Regions from separate parts of the Homo sapiens genome. Here region 1 is linked to region 2. A link is an interaction called in ENCODE POLR2A ChIA-PET data of the cell type or tissue named here. Cell type or tissue: A673. All regions are shown on one strand. Each heading gives the region's core, and the rest is flanking DNA. Links, peaks and the distances in the headings are about the cores only.

Region 1 (8,329 bases), core at 201-8,200, 340 kb before region 2:
ATTTTCCACTGAGTGGCTGTACTTTAGGTTGTCTGTGGGTGCAATTTACGTTGACCAAAGTTTAAAACAAAACAAAACTTGATGGTGAAAATATGCCAGGTTAGCAAAAGCCTATATTCTGACCCTTTCCCCCGGCACTTCGCTTCCCATGTTTGTTTGACCATGCCTAGATACTTATATTCTGCACACTGGGATTTGGGGGTGATAGAAGGGTGAGTGGAGAAGGATCTATGAATAATTATTTTATTTCTGGAACTACTCTGTTCAGTAGTGTGGTAGCCACTAGCCACATATGACTACTGAGCACTTGAAATATGGCAAATCCTAATTGAAATAAGCTGTAAGTATAAGATACATATCAGGTTTTGAAGATGTAATGAAAAAAAACAGAATATCTTGTTTTTTATATTGATTACATGTTGAATTCATAACATTTTGGCTATTTCACCTTTCCCCCCCCTTTTTTTCTCTTTTTCAAAAAATTAAAACTTTTTTTTCCTGGAGATGAGTGTCTTGCTGTGTTGCCCAGGCTGGTCTCAAACTTCTGGACTCAAGTGATCTTTCCCACTCAGGCTCCCAAAGTGTTGGGATTATGGGCATGAGCCACTGTGCCAAGTCCTTTTTTTCCTATTTTTAAAATATGACTGCTAGAAAATGTAAAACTAGATATGTGGCTTTTGTTATACTTCCCTTGGACAATGCTGTTCTGGAATGGTGGGTGGACATTCAAATAAATTTAGCAATGAAATTTTTCTGGTGCCCTGCAGTATTCATATTTGTTGATAACATTGAGTCTCTCCTTCTGTTAACAAAGATAGTGCTAGTTTGGCCCCTTTTTCTCTCTCAGGTGTTCCTAATTCACCTGTCTCCATCACAGGTCTACACAGCCACACTGGGTTGGTGTTTGCTTCATTATGGAAAGGGAACCAGTATTAATCACAGGTTTGCTGTGTGCTGGATGCCTTATACTTACTGTCCCCTGTAAGGTTATACTTCACATTCCTGTTGAGACTCACAGCTTGAGTGACCAGCTGAAGAATGCTCCACTAGTAGGTGATCGACCCTAGATTTGAACCAGGGTCTGGCCAGCTTTGAAATTCTTTTCTGTTTCTACCACTTTGTACATCTTTTCCGTGTAAAAGCTCCAGTTTGCTGCTGGTGTTCCGTACCTCTCGGGAGCCCTTGTCGTCTAGAGTGTATTTCTCACACTTTAGTTTGCATACAAATCACTTGGGGATCTTTTTTTTTTTTTTTTTTTGAGACAGAGTCTCGCTCTGTCGCCCAGGCTGGAGTGCAGTGGCGCGATCTCGACTCACTGCAAGCTCTGCCTCCCGGGTTCATGCCATTCTCCTGCCTCAGCCTCCCGAGTAGCTGGGACTACAGGCCCCCGCCACCATGCCCGGCTATTTTTTTTGTATTTTTTAGTAGAGACGGGGTTTCACCGTGTTAGCCAGGATGGTCTCGATCTCCTGACCTCGTGATCCGCCTGCCTCGGCCTCCCAAAGTGCTGGGATTACAGGCGTGAGCCACCGCGCCCAGCCTCACTTGGGGATCTTGTTAAAATACAGATAATGATTCTGTAGGGCTGGGATGGGCCCAAGACTGCATTTCTAAGTAGCCTCCTGGTGCCATTGACCCTGCTGGTTCATGGCCTGTCACGCTCTGAGTAGCAAGGCTCTCTGCTCCTCCCTTGGTCTCGGACCTGCTTCCTCTCTGCTTCCAAAGCGATAAGATTCTCCAGGCCTTCCCTGACACCACAGGGACTTACCCTCTAGCTTGGCATGTGATGCTAGCAGGGAGCAGACATGGGGGCCAGGACTGTTTTTTTTGATCACAGATGCCCAGTTCTGGCATGAATGCTAATTTCTGAGTACTCAGGATCTGAATGGATCCGGGGTTTATTCCTCTCCCTACATTTCTGCATTACTCCACCTTTGATATTGTGATCCCTTTGACACTTGTAGTCGGATCAGATGGAAAAGAATTTTAATATTGTGATTGCATCCAGGAGATGGGGCAAAGGTGCCTGTTATGACTTCATGAAGACTGTCAGGCCTTAGGTCAGCACAGACAAGTGACTTTGGGCCTAGTGCAATGGCTCACGCCTGTAATCCCAGCACTTCGGGAGGCTGAGGCTGAGGTGGGAAGATCACTTGAGGCCAAGAGTTTGAGACCAGCCTGGGCAACATGGTAAACCCCGTCTCTACAAGAAATAAAATTAGCTGGCTGTGGTGGTGTGCACCCGTAGTCCTAGCTACTTAGGAGACTGAGGCAAGAGGATCACTTGAGCCCAGGAGTTAGAGGCTGCAGTGAGCTAGGATCACACTACTGCACTTCAGCCTGGGCAACAGAGTGAGACCTTGTCTCGAGAAAAAAAAAAAGCAGAAAAGAAAAGTGACTGTGTTTGGTTCACGGATTCAGTATCCAGTGAGAGATGCGGACTGAAGGCAGTTAGCTTGCCACCGTTTCTGCCCCCTTGCCTGATGAGGAATAGAGGTGACTTGGGAGTTTTCCTTAGAATGGGGGTTAGAAGAGCCACTTCATGTAGCAGTGTTGGAAAACGGCTAGTCACATCACCTCTCCAGCACGTGATGGAGACAGCCTCCATTGGGTCCTTGGGTGAAGCTGTCCTGGGGAAGGTTGCCTTGGGGCCTGGACCAAACAGGAGATTGAGTTGCAGGAAGGAGTTCACTGTGTTATATGTTTAAACTCTTATGTAAGAGACTGGAGAATTTTACTTAGTGGGTTTATTTTACTTTGGGAAGGCACATTGATTAAATCAGCTATAGCAATAAATAAATGTCTGTTGCATGAGTTCAGTTTTAACTTCCCCATCTCTCTACAAGAAAGTCTGCCATTTCACAGAAATTCTAGTTGAAATTTAGATCTTACTGGACATCTGGGCACTGAGAGTTCTGTGTTATATGAATCTGGCACATTGAATTGGATTTATTAATCGTTGGCTAAGTCTGTCAACTCCCTGTGCTGTGCAGAATCCTGTGCCTGGCATGGTGACAGTATCGGCTCTGGGCCTGTGAGTGTGGCCCTTATGGAATCACAGATTGTTGGAAGGGGAGTGGAGTGGGGTTTGGAAGAATAGGGACAAGGTTGGGTGTGTCCTAAGGATGGTCAAGGCTGTGGGGCCAGCCCTGGATTAAGGAAGTGGAACTATGGAAGTTAGTCACAGTTGGGGGGTGAGTTTAGAATGTAGCTAGGGCAGAATGTTGCCATAGCATGCCAAGAGTCAGGGTAAGTTAAAGAGTCAGAGACTGGGCAGGTTGGCTGGGCATGGTGGCTCACACCTGTAATCCCAGCACTTTGGGAGGCTGAGGTGGGCAGATCAATAGAGGTCAGGAGTTCGAGACCAGTCTGGCCAACATGGTGAAACCCAGTCTCTACTAAAATGACAAAAAGTAGCTAGGTGTGGTGGCATGCACCTGTATTCCCAGCTACTCGGGAGGCTGAGTCAGGAGAATCACTTGAACCTGGGAGGCAGGAGTTGCAGTGAGCTGAGATTGAGCCACTGCACTCCAGCCTGGGCGACAGAGCAAGACTCCATCTCAAAAAACAAAAAAAACAAAACGAAAAAAAACCACTGGGCAGGTAGACCTTCAGAGGACATCAGAAGGCCAAAGATGATGGGCACAAGTCCGGTGAAATAGGCAAGGACGGGAACACATACAGATGCAGGACAGATGGCCATGCACAAGTGCATGATGGCAGGAGTCGGCAGTCCGAAAGATCTGTGATCTGTGGTGCTGATAGGAGAGGCCCCCCTGAAGGACTACCATGGAATGAATGAGTGAGTTGGTGAATGAATGAAGACCATATGAGCTACCAGTTCCAGTGATCACTGGATAACTGCAGCCTGAAGTGGAGCCAACTTCACCCAGCCTTCACGTGGAGTGGTGACTAAGGGCCCCCGTGGCCCAGGTGGCTGAGGTGAGGGGTGTGCATTGGGAGAGGCAGTAGCTCCTTGCCTGGCAAAGTTCATACGAGAAGGCTCTGAAAGACTAGATTGTTTAGAGTTTGCATGATTTGTAGGACATGATCAAGCTATGCAGTAAGAAAGGCAGCTCATTCTGAGGCCCAGGGTTAGCAGCTGTCAGGAGGACCTGACATCAAGAACTCAAGCGTCATCTTGCACTAAGCTTACTCCGCATTCTTTTGAGGACCACATGCCCTTGGTTGTCTCTTTTGCTTCCCCCTTAGTAGAACTTCTTTCCTATACACATGGGCAAACAATGCTGTTCCACAGCTCCTGTGTCTCCATGTCCTCATTTTAAATACTAGTGGACATCACCTGTAGTCCTCTGTCCTACTTGCAGTTCTCAAGGCCAAAAATCTCACTGGGCCTGGTCTAATCAGCTGTGGAGGGCAGGTTGTTCTTGTTCTTAGCCCTAAATAGGTGACAGTAGCCTTTAGTGAAGGTGGCCAGTGGGGTTGTGAGGCACGCCCGGCGGGGCCTGCTACAGTAGGAGCCATAGAGGCAAATCTGATACATTAGCGTCTCTTGTGTCTGGCCAAGGCGTTCCTCATTGTAAAATGCGATGCTTTCTAGAGAATGTCATTGTGAGAAAAAAATCTTTGTTCAGACATTGGCAAAACAATTAATTAAATGAGTAGAGTCAATGAGAAGTGAGCTATGCATGTTTATTGGGTAAGTGTAAAAGCTGGCGGCAAAAAGACAATGCAAGTGGCGACTGCCTTTTTCATTTTTTTTGAGAGGGAGTCTCGCTCTGTTGCCCAGGCTGGAGTGCAGTGGCACAGTCTCGGCTCGCTGCAGCCTCCGCCTCCCGGATTCTCTTGCCTCAGCCTCCCAAGTAGCTGAGATTACAGGTGCTTGCCACCACGCCCGGCTAATATTTTTGTATTTTTAGTAGAGACAGGGTTTCATCATGTTGGCTGGGCTGGTCTCGAACTCCTGACATTGTGAGCCACCTGCCCCAGCCTCCCAAAGCGCTGGGATTACAGGAGTGAGCCACCATGCCCGGCTGTTGGCAGCTGCCTTTTTCTATAGCATGTACTCTTGTTCATACATTAAAAACAACACTGTTGGCCAACGATTGTTTTTTTCAGTGGTAGGGGTGGATTTTCCTTCGTTCATTCCGTCTTTCGTCTGTTCTCCTTACAGCCTTGAGCACAGAGTTGTTACTTGACTGTACTGTTTTGGGGGTGTAGTTTGTAGCTTTGCCTTAATTCATTATTGTGAGAAAGGAACTTACCTGTAAGTAAATTGGATTTGTGTCCTTAACTTTTAACACTGTTTTCTGACATGCTTACGTGGATTCTAGGGGCAAGGACAGGATGAATACAAAAAAGGGAAGGATTGGATCCAAATAGAGGTTCTGAAAAAGATGTTTTGGTGGAAGTGTGAAAAAAGAGAGGGATGGAGTTGGACAAAAAAGAAAGGTGATCCAGAGAGGGAATGGTGGGAACACTTACCAGGAGAAGAAAGTGTGCAGAGGCCGCTGAGCATAGCTGTCTGGCTCGATAGACACTTGTTTGTTAAGAAATGATGAAAAGCAAGAGTTGCAGTGAAGATGAGCTAACGGGTGACTTGGTCACCTTGGTAGAATGCAGCTAGGGAAACTCTGTTTATTTGGAGCCATTTTGAGATCTAAGTCGTTAGGCCTCAGAGCAGTGCCGAAAAGTGGGTCATCTTATTATCCCACTTTATTCCTGAGGAACTTGAGGCTCAGAGAGGTTAATGGATATGCCAAGGCTAAGTTGGAGTTGGCATTTGTACCCGGATCTTTCTCACCCTGAAGTCTGTAACCTTTACCGTTCTTTAATACAATTGCCAGAGTGGATGAGCTCTTTTGAGTGTGGAAAGTGAATCTTTTTTCTGTTTTCTCTTTACTCAGAAATTGCAAAAACAGTATGTCTAGCTTGCAGTATTAGCTCCATAAATGCATAGCAAATGCTTGTTGTCTGAATAATTGTTGGACTGAGACACTGAAGGTAGGAAATTTGGCCAAATGACTGGTGGAATTGTTCAAACCTAAAGTTCAGGGTCTTTTATAGGTACATAGATGTATATTTGAGCCCTCTCATAGGCGCGCGCGCACGCGCGCGCGTCTGTGTGTGTGTGTGTATGTTTGGGGCCCCTCAGAGGTATATATCTGGCAAAATGCAAGTCTGGTTTATCTGGCCAATGTTAATTTTGGAAAAGATTAAGCACATAGTTTAGCACTTGATGTAATACTGTGATTAGGCTTTACTGCTTTTGATTTAGATGGCTCAGAATTTTAAAAAAATTCTCTTCTAATCTTGAATGTTAGGATATTACTGACTTCACTTGAAGTTTCAAATTGAGCTATAACATATTTGGTTACACAGTGGTCTAATTTCAGGTCACTGAAGATAGGAAGAATCTGTTCTGCATCTGTTTTGCTTCTTTTTTCTTTTTTTCTTTTTTTTTTTTGAGACAGAGTCTCGCTCTGTCGCCCGGGCTGGAGTGCAGTGGCGTGATCTCGGTTCACTGCAGCCTCTGCCTCCTTCAAGTGATTCACTGCAACCTCTGCCTCCTGGGTTCAAGTGATTCTCCTGCCTCAGCCTTCCAAGTAGCTGGGATTACAGGGGCCTGCCACCAAGCCCAGCTAATTTTTTGTATTTTTAGTAGAGACGACGGGGTTTCACCATGTTGGCCAGGCTGGTCTTGAACTCCTGACCTCAGCTGATCCTGCCTCGGCCTCCCAAAGTGCTGGGATTACACGCATGAGCCACTGCACCCAGCCTGTTTTACTTCTTAAAAGACCTTGCTGGGTTGTGTGTCTGCAAGGGGCACGCAAGTTGAGGATGCTGTTTATCATATTGCATGTGGTTGTTGTAAGTTTTGAGGACATCTGTCTTGTTATCACCTATGGAAGTTAAGTCACTTGGTTAGAATTTTGTAACTTCTAAAAGGCAGAGCTCACCTCAGTTTGTCTTATAGAAAGCCCATGCTTTAAATCACCTACAGTGTCCTGTGGTTTATAGGTGTCATTTTTATAGCTAATTGGTGTCAGGCTCAGATATCTTTGACGTTCAAAGCCACTGCTAGGTCAACCAGTATTTCTCCTATTGTCAAGAGCCATGAGGCATTTCTTGCTTCAGGAGACTGATGTGGCTGTAGCTACTCAATGTCCATAAACATTAAGAGATCTTGTGCTGCTTTTATTCATTGTTTTTCCTTTACAGTATCTATGTGTGCCTACTTGTGTGCATTTTACAATACAAATAGCTTCTTTTTGGAAATACTTCCAGAACCATCAAACAAGGTTTTTTATTTTTTATTTTTTGAGACAGGGTCTTGCTCCGTCTCTTAGGCTGGGGTACAGTGGTGCAATCTCAGCTTACTGCAACCTCTGCCTCCCGGGCTCAGGTGATCCTCCCACCTCAGCCTCCTGCGTAGCTTGGGACTATTAGGTGCACGCTGCCATGTGTGGCTGATTTTTCAGTTTTTAGTAGAGACGGGGTTTCACAATGTTGCCCAAGCTGGGAACATAGTTTTTATAATCATTTCTATGGCATGAAACTTTAGGTGGAGTCTCTTTAGAAATACTTCATTCTTGCTCTCCCTCCATATTTGGAGATTTGTTAACTTGTTCTTTCCTTAAGTCATCTTGGGTTGATGCAGAGGTGTGTCTGGAGAGGAAGTACTGCCAAGAAAAGCATGGAGTTAGAGTTGTCAGGAAAATGGGCTGGAAGCACCTCCCTCACATGATAACTATAGGATGCATGCCTGTTTCCTAAAACCAGTTCCTAAAGAGAATATATTTTTAAGAGGCAGGGTCTTGCTCTGTTGCCTAGGCTGGAGTGCAGTGATCTGATCTCCGCTCATGGCAGCCTTGAACCTGTAGGCTCAAGCAATCCTCCTGTCTCAACCTCCCAAGTAGCTGAGACTGCAGGTGTGCAACACCATTCCTGGCTAATTATTATTTTTATTTTTTGTAGAGATGGGGTCTTGCTTTGTTGCTTGGGCTGGTCTCAAACTCCTGGCCTCAAGTGATCCTCCCATCTTGACCTCTTAAAGTGTTGTGATTAGAGGTGTGAGACACCATCCCCAGTCTCCAAAGAGAATAATTTCTTAAACCCAGCTTTACGTTTGTCCCAGAGATATCTCATCCTGAAAGATTCCAGCATCAGATAAGCTTGGGTAATGCTAAAGCCCTGGATTCCCACTTTGAAGATTCACATTGGAGGTTCATGTTAGCTCTGGAAAGTTCTGAGAAGCCTTGAGAAAAGAAATCAGGCTGTGTGTGTGTGTATTTAATCTAACATTTCTCAAATTCCTAGACTGTAGAACCCCTTCTTCCCCTTTCTTGGGTGGAAAGTTTAGTAACAG
Region 2 (8,329 bases), core at 198-8,197:
CCCTGGCACATAATAAGTACTCACTAAGCAGCAGCTATTACTTGTATGATCTTCTCAGGAGACTTAAATAGCACAACACTGGGTTAGGCATTGAACAAGAAAATGATGCTATCTTGAAAATCACAATCTAATACAGAAATTAGCCTGCCCTAATTACAGTTCCCCATTATTATTAATTTAAAGAATAAGTAGCTGCTGGACAATAGATACACATGATCTCATGTAACTGTCCTACCACCCTAGGGAGGGAAGCATTACCAGCTCAATTTACAGATGATGAAACTGACATGCCCATGCTAAGTGAGGTGCCAATCATAGCTCCTAAATGGCAGAGGAGGAATTGGAACCCAGGCCAGCCTGACTCCTAAACTCCTCACCACTGCTTCCTTGTTCTCCATCATTCCCCATCTTGCTCTGCTTCCTTCACTCCAGCCTGGACCTGGGAATCTTGGAGCATCTCCCTGCAGCAAGACCTGCCCTCAAAGCCTTCACTGGCTCCACATATAAATGGCCAGTCACAACTTAAGGTATTTCCCCTCACAGAGCTATTTTCATTTGGCAAAAATAGCCACTAAACTTAAGCAGAGACTCTCAGCCTGGAATCCCCTAAGAGCAATGGTAGAGATGCATGAGCTGTTTTGCACATTTCAAAAAGCCATGAAGAAACTAAAATGCAATGTTTCATTGATTTATATTGGAATTACATCGACTCTCTGAGGTGATGCTTGTTATTTCAACCTGATTAGAAGCTCTGATTGATAGACAGTTCCTTATGTCTTTGATGAATAAAAAAATGGGAAATCTAAATATATATGGCCTGTTGCACAGTTAAAAGCTCATCAAAGCCTGAACTCAGCCATGCATGGTAGCTCACGCCTGTAACTCCAGCACTTTGCAGGGCCAAGGTGGGAGGATAGCTTGAGCCCAGGAGTTCAAGACCAGCCTGGACAACATGGTGAAACCCCATTTCCACAAAAAATACAAAACCTAGCCAGCCATGGTGGCATGCACCTGTAGTGTCAGCTACTCAGAAGGCTGAGGTGGGAGAATCACTTGAGTCCGGGAAGTCAAGGCTGCAGTGAGCCATGATTGTACCACTGCACTCCAGTCTGGGCAACAGAGGGAGAGCTTGTCTCAAAACAAAAACAAACCCCCAAATCACAAAATACCCCTGAGCTCCATGGGATAAAATAATTTTACAAGTGCACTCGGTGATGAACTATCCATGGTCACTGAGCTAAAAGGTCACAGCATAAATCATGGAATATCAGGCACTAGGTTGGTTCTGGTAGAGTTTCTCAGCTATCCGTCAAACTCCATGGACTCTTTCTTCCACAGTGATGCAATCAGAGCCAGGCATAACTGATTATTAAGACTGCAACCCCCAATCTCTCTTGCAGTTAGCTATGACCATGTGGTTGACTTTTTACTAATGAAACACGAGCAGAAGAGATAAATGCTTCATTTTGGCTGGTGTATTAAGAGAGCGGGCGTGCCTCCTCCATCTTCCCCTTTTTGGCACCTGCAACCCAAGCTATGCAGACAGATAGGAAAGTGCTCATCACATGTGATCCATAGACCAGCTGCTCCTCCCAAACTATTTGTTTCCCATCCACAATGAGATAAAGATCTTGTACTAGGACACAAGTCAATAACATCTCTACACACATTGTTTAGTACAGCTGACTTTTTTTTTTTTTCATAGCAAGATGCTCTCGATGAAGGAAGCCGTACATTGACTTGCATTCTAATGCAAGCTCCTTCTCTCCCTGCAGGCCAGCCCTTTGAGTAGTGCTGCTGTAGGGAATGGTAGAGACCCCAGGTGGTGTGAACCCAGGTTTCTGATTATCAATGTGGAACAGAGCTGCCTGCCAACCTGGAACACCTGCCCTGGACAGAAAAGAGAAATAGACTTCTCTTTTGAATGGGTCATTGCATTGCAAGGTCTCTTTCTCATAGAGTTTAGCTTTCCCCTAACTATGTCAGTGGGGTTAATCATATTTACCCAGCTGTCTGTAGTGAGGATTTTAAGAGGTGTATGAGAGGACACCCAGCCAGGATCTACTGGGGCTTATTCATATCAACTGAATCAAACATGCAAAGGTTCCATTCTCTAACTGGAAACAGTCCACTGTCTTTTCTGGTTAGAAGTTTGGACTCAGCCTCCTTTTCCTGGAGGACAATGTATCGATTCAAATCTCTTGAGTCCCATCTTTGTGCCTAAGACTGGGCCAGGCACTGTGGAGGCAGTATCGAGCCAGATGACATGGGTGCTGTCCTTACAGGGTGCTACAGCAAGTCATGTGGCCCAGCCGTAGTCTGCAGGCAGGAAACCTGTAGGCTGGGGTGGCCTTGGAGCAAGAGCTAAGGTGAATGGAGGGGCCTAGGTATCTCCTGGCGTGTAATGGACACAAGAAACAGTGTTGCCTGAATTAGCAGAAGTGTTGTGCTTTCTAAACAATTATTTCTACACTTGAATGTCTTTACAGTGGCTTCCCCTTAGTTTCATGGGGATGGGAGGAGGTGGAGGATTTCATTTGAAAGATTCTAAAATAATCTTGGTTAAACTAAAGAGAAAGAGCATTTTTCTACAACTTAATTTGGAGAGATAAGGGTTTAATGCGCCTCCAAAGATCCACGGTTGCAGAAGGCATTTCTTAGACCTGGGCATTTCTTAGGTTTGTTGTTCATTCGCCAAATACTTATCAAGCACCACTATGATCCAGGTGCTCTGCAGACACACAGAGGAACAATACCAAGTCCCTGTGTTGAAGCAAGCTCACTGTGTGGGAGGCAGCACGCCTAGGGATGATCAGTTGCCTGCCAATGGAACACTTGCCTACTGACAGAGCCTGGGAACGGAATGCAGAGAGGCTGGGAACCCGGGAGGGATGGAGCCCAGGCCAGTCTGTGGACCTTTTTCTTTTGATTTTCACTTAGCTCACTCACTGAGGATAGTATTATTGTATTTGGTTGGCTACCAAACTATTAATGATCTTAAAATTGACTTTTTTTCTCTTAGACCCAGACACATGCATGAAAATACTCTTCAGATCCAAGAGTACTCAGTCATGCAATGTGAGTGTGTAATCACTTAAGAATATATTGAACACCAAGCACAGTGGCTCATGCCTGTAATCCCAGCACTTTGGGAGGCCACGGCTCACTTGAGGTCAGAAGTTCAAGACCAGCCTGGCCAACATGGTGAAAACTCATCTCTACTAAAAATACAAAATTAGCCAGACGTGGTGGTGCATGCCTGTGATGTCAGCTACTCCACAGGCGGAGACAGGAGAATCACTTGAGCCGGGAAGGCAGAGGTTGCAGTGAGCCCAGATTACGCCATTGCACTCCAGTCTGGGTGACAGAGCAAGACTCTGTCTCAAAAAAAAAAAAAAAAAAAAAAGAAGAAGAAGAATGTATTGAATCAGCAGATACTCAGACACAAGTGTATGTTTTCAACTTTATCAATATCAATATATCAATATCAACACCATGTTGACATGGAACACTAAAGACCCAACAGGGAGGCAATTAACAAGCATTTGAGGAGGAATAGACCTCACCTATTCCAACCACACGGCCAACTCTGGCAGCCAAAACGTGGGCAACAGCATCCTACCAGCTTCTATTTATTGTTGCATTGCTATGGTGCTGATCCCCTTTGTATCCATGGTATTTAGAACCTCGGGGATTGGGCTGGTGACCATTCTTTAGATCTGAGAACAGAAGGAGCAGAGGAACGTTGAGCAACTCTAGAGGGGTGTGTATGTGGCAGTTTAGGGACAGTTTGAGCTTTCAGGTAGAGGCAGCCTAGGGAAACTGGCATAAAGCAGTTTCTTTCTCTATTCCATGGAAGTTGCATGCTTGTGAAAAGGGCCAGCTATCTTCTGTCTTGCCATACAAGTGGGCAGAGCTGCCTGGGAATACCAGGTGGGTTAAGGATACTGCCCTTAACCTTAAGGTGGAGGGCAGCAGAGGGGGAGAGAGAGACAGAGAGAGAGAGAGATTGGGGAGGAGGGGAGAGAGAGAGGGATGGGAAGGGGAGGAGAAGAGAGAAGGGGAGTGGAGGGGAGGGGAGGGTATGGGAGTGGAGAGGAGGGGAAGGGAGGGGAGAGGAGGGGAGAGGAGGGGAAGGGAGGGGAGAGGAGGGGAGAGGAGGGGAGAGGAGGGGAGGAGATCTGCAAGAAAGAGGCAAGGTCCAGAAAAAGAGAGAGAGATCTGCAAGGAGGCAAGGTTCCAAAATCTATGGGCTGGGACAGCAAAGATGTGGCCTACGAAGAGAAAGGTCTGGAGAATCAGAAGGCCTTCAAATGGTGGTTCCAAATCCCTCCAGCAAAGCCCATCCATCTTTAGAGCTCACCCGTCTCCAGCTACACCCCCCACCCCTCCCGGCCCAGATCAGGCAGCGGGGTCGCCCTCTCCAGGACTCTCAAGGCAGCTAAGGCTGGAGGCGCCGGCGAGCCTGGAGAGGGAGGAGTTCACTAAATTGTGTTGGATGGAAGGCGTCGAGGACCGGAGGAATTAATCCGATGTGGGGAAGGCGGACGGGGCTACGAGGAAAAAAGAGGGGGCAATGTACACTCAGCCTTTTCATCACTCGGCGGGGAGATGGATGGTTTTCCGGACCGGGCGTCCCAGCGCCCCGGTTAGCTATAGGGAGACGTCAGAGCGCTCTGGTCCGCGATAGAAGAGCCCCCCAGCCCCCCCGCCCGGGCTTCCATATAAAGTAGGGGCCCTAGTGGAGGCCGCAGCAGTAGCACCAGCGGCTGCGGCGGCGGAGCTCCTCCGAGGTCCGGGTCACCAGTCTCTGCTCTTCCCAGCCTCTCCGGCGCGCTCCAAGGGCTTCCCGTCGGGACCATGCGCGGCCGTGAGCTCCCGCTGGTCCTGCTGGCGCTGGTCCTCTGCCTGGCGCCCCGGGGGCGAGCGGTCCCGCTGCCTGCGGGCGGAGGGACCGTGCTGACCAAGATGTACCCGCGCGGCAACCACTGGGCGGTGGGTGAGTGTCCTGGCCGCGGGAGCCGCGCGCTTGTCCTCCTCTGGATCAGCCAGCCGGAGGGGACCTGTCTCCCCATTTCTTTGCGTTTCCCTGGCCCAGCTTTGGGAGCTGGGTTTGTTGTGACCTTTCTATCGGCAAACACCTTCCCCGTTCTCCTAAAACTCCACCCCACCTTTCCCCATTCTAGGGAGCCCATGAGTCCCTAGTCAGCCGCAGGCTGGTCCGCTGATCCTTTCCCGCTCGCTTCCAGCCTGTCTTCCCCAGGGCACCCGAGCTCCCAACAGCCAACCCCGGTGCAGATCACCTTCCCTCTGCGCCCATCCTACATCTCCTTTTGTCCGCCTAGTCTCAACCTGTCTGGCACGGTACTCTCCTAGAATAATCTTGGGGAGCGTTGTCCCTTGAAAGCATCTCAGAACCCTGGTCCAGCTCGGTGGCCTCAACAGCGACTGGCATGGGCTGAAATCTAAGCTGCGCCTATGCTCCCCGCAAAGCCACAGGTGTGGGGACCTAGGGTGCAGCGCTCCCGCCCCGGGTTTCACATCTGTTCAGTGCGCAGTGCCCTGAATCCCGCCTGTCTGTGACTCTCTGGAGTTTCCTCAGTCCTTCTCTTCGCTTTGCAGCGATATTCTTTTCCCTGCCCTTTTGCCCTCCCTCTTTCCAGCCAGCAGGCTCTGAGCTTGGGGAATCTCGCCTGCTCTCCAAGCTCATCCCGATCTCTCTGCCCCTCTGAGCTCCGCTCTTTCTCCGCCCTTCTTGACCCACGACTTCGCCCTTTCCCCTCGCTCCTTTCCCATTCCCTCTGCAACAGGTCCTGCTCTCTAGGCACCGGCTTGGAGGCTCCCTCGCCATGGCCCCTAGAACCCAGGCGGAGAGGACGGCCGCGCTGCGGGTGCGGAGGGCGCCTGCGGGTGGGGTCAGGATTCCGCCCTGCGCGCACTCGCTGCTTTCGCTCAGCTGGGAGGCAGGAAGCGCCTGGCAGCCTCGGCTCACCCAGCATCACCCCAGGGCTCTCGGCGTCGCCGAGCATAGCTTCCAGCAAACGCAGAGCGTCCAACTTCCTCACTCCCCCACCTACCCGCCCCACAAAAGCCAACTACAACAACCCCAACCAGCTTCTTGGGAAGCTGGTTAATCCCTGAAGAGATTTAAGAGTGTGTATGTGTGTGTGTCTCTGTGTGTGTGTGTCTCTGTGTGTGTGTGTGTGTGTGTATTTCCTTAGCCATCTACTTAGAACGGGCGCTGGGGAACGGTGTGTTGAACAAGTACTTGCTAATTCATATATCGGCTGATTCACAAATCTTGATAGAAGATAAATAATTTGGGGGAAGGAGTGGGACTGGAACTGTTGCTTCCTCAGCTCGTCTGTGTCGTGTGTGCTTTTGTGAGGGAAGTCGAGATCTTTGGGCTGCAATAGAGTGGTTTCCACTGTTGCTAAAATAATCATTTGCCAAGTCTTGACAGTTCCAGAGATGAGAGGATGTGTGATCGCTGAGGGACAGGAGGAACCCAGCAGTCTGGTGTGGAGAGGAGAGGTTGGAATGGGTGAAGCTGAAAAACCCTCCATTTCAAGAATGAAGGATGCTTAGCAGGTGTTGAAGAATCCAAACTTAGAATTGATGCTTCTTAAAGAGGGCTTCTGGGAGCTTAGATCAAGTGGCCATTATCTGGCCCAGCCACCAGCCAATGGGGCTGGAAAGATGGAATGAAAGTTCTGGATTCCCAATCTCTTTGTACTCATCTATATTATTGCACTAATAAAGCTTATTATTAGGTAACGCTTGCAGGCCCAAAGGAGGACAATAGAGTTAACTGGGGAGTGGCATCGTGTTATTTCTGGTGCAAGTCAAGCCAATCTTGATTTGCTGTAGTTCCGCAGAACATCTGTCTCCAGGTATTTAGGGTGTCTGCCGTTTAATTGCCCTTCATAGTGGTACTTGAGCATTCCTAACCCAAAAGAATACCAACCAGTGGTGACCCCAAATACCATTTTCATATTTATTCTCAAATGCACTTTTTTCTCTCCCTTTGATAACTGTGCAGAGTTGAGGAGGAGCAAGGGAAAGAGGGAGGTGAAGTAGAAACTCACATTTTAGCCTAAAATTACCTTGCGGTTGAGAAAACGTTTGCTTTGAGTAACATGCCCTCTGTTGGAATATGAGCATTGACAAGGATGAATGATGTTACACTTCAAATTTAGCTTTCAGTTATCTCAAGAAAATGCTTATCCTCTTCAATCACCAAAGACATGTAGTTTAGTTTTAATTATATAAAACCAAAGCTACATGCTGCTGTCCATGAGGATGCTGTCAGCACACATTTACAGGCTTGGTAAGTAAATTGCTTCTTCTAGCTGAGAGAAGCATGGTGCAGCAATGGAAAAAAGGTTAACAGCTTGAAAACTTAACAAATTTTTATCTGGCTTGATGTTCGTGGAAATGTTTTGTTTGTGTGATGAAAATATATGACAACACTTATACTGGCTACTATTCCCTGTGCACCCATGAAATGCTCCTAACTGTGGTTCTAACTTGGACGTGAGACATATCCCAGAAGGTTGAATTTGGAAATACCAGTATTCCACTGCAGAATGGCTTGTTATGGCCCCAGAAACTGTGGAATAGAATTTAAGTGTGGGTCCAAAAATACTACTTCTTAGTAGTACTCAACACTTTCATCTATGTCTTATTCATTTCTGTTTCAAACCTTCCCTTTAGTAGTATCTTTAAATGATTAATAAAAAGAACAAAAGCTCTTTTTTTCTCTGATCAAGGTTTTATTTTTTCAAGTGCCTGTCTTTTGTCTATGGTGAGGTTTCCATTATTATGATATGGGCACTTGACAGATGATGTTGGGAGAAGAGGTGGAAGTGGGCGTATCATCCATGTTGCCATGGAGATGACGATTTGGTTGACAGTCACTAGCTCAAAAGCAAAACTGGACCCAGGGAATGTGTACTTCCCTGGGATGTTACAGATAGCGTGCTCTCCTTAGCAACCAGTCTATGGAACTAGAGATAAAGAACTGATCCCCACACATTCCCCATATATGCAAGTACTGAAAGTTAGTACAATCACAGAATGGAGAATAACTTTCTCCTCCCATTTTAGAAAAGTCCACAAAATTATTCAGGCATGACAAAAATGAGGTTCTTATGTGTGATATCTGCATCACTTCTCTGTTTTACTGGCAATAACTCTTTCTCATTTCCAGCATTCTAACTAGATGATAGTCAGTTAGAAGGGCAAGGTGATCTAGGTCATCACTGGGAGTATCAGGATTCTAATCCTGCCTTCCAACCATCATGATTTAATTTCCTCCATATAAATA

The links. Peaks named below come from ENCODE experiments on the same cell type or tissue, not always from the same donor. Only the 100,000 strongest peaks of a DNase experiment are listed, where the experiment ranks them.
Region 1: POLR2A ChIA-PET joins it to region 2 with 7 read pairs; 1 of 35 experiments calls an interaction of 5 or more read pairs at or near these places.

Annotation. Positions count from the first base shown.
Region 1 is chr18:58,874,693-58,883,021 of GRCh38, forward strand. All of the region lies in intron 2 of ZNF532 (zinc finger protein 532), which reads left to right. Among named protein-coding and RNA genes, the nearest start is that of ZNF532, 14 kb to the left of the region's middle. In A673, for the core only: no CTCF peak of the experiment used is centred there; no DNase peak of the experiment used is centred there; H3K27ac peaks cover 273 bases.
Region 2 is chr18:59,215,406-59,223,734 of GRCh38, forward strand. It overlaps GRP (gastrin releasing peptide), which reads left to right and starts at 4,753. Exons shown (of 3, transcript NM_002091.5): 1 at 4,753-4,999. The coding sequence starts at 4,861. RefSeq lists an enhancer at 3,973-4,587. In A673, for the core only: CTCF peaks have their summits at 4,716 and 4,927; DNase peaks (open chromatin) are centred at 4,626, 6,017 and 7,891; H3K4me3 peaks cover 3,845 bases; H3K27ac peaks cover 3,273 bases.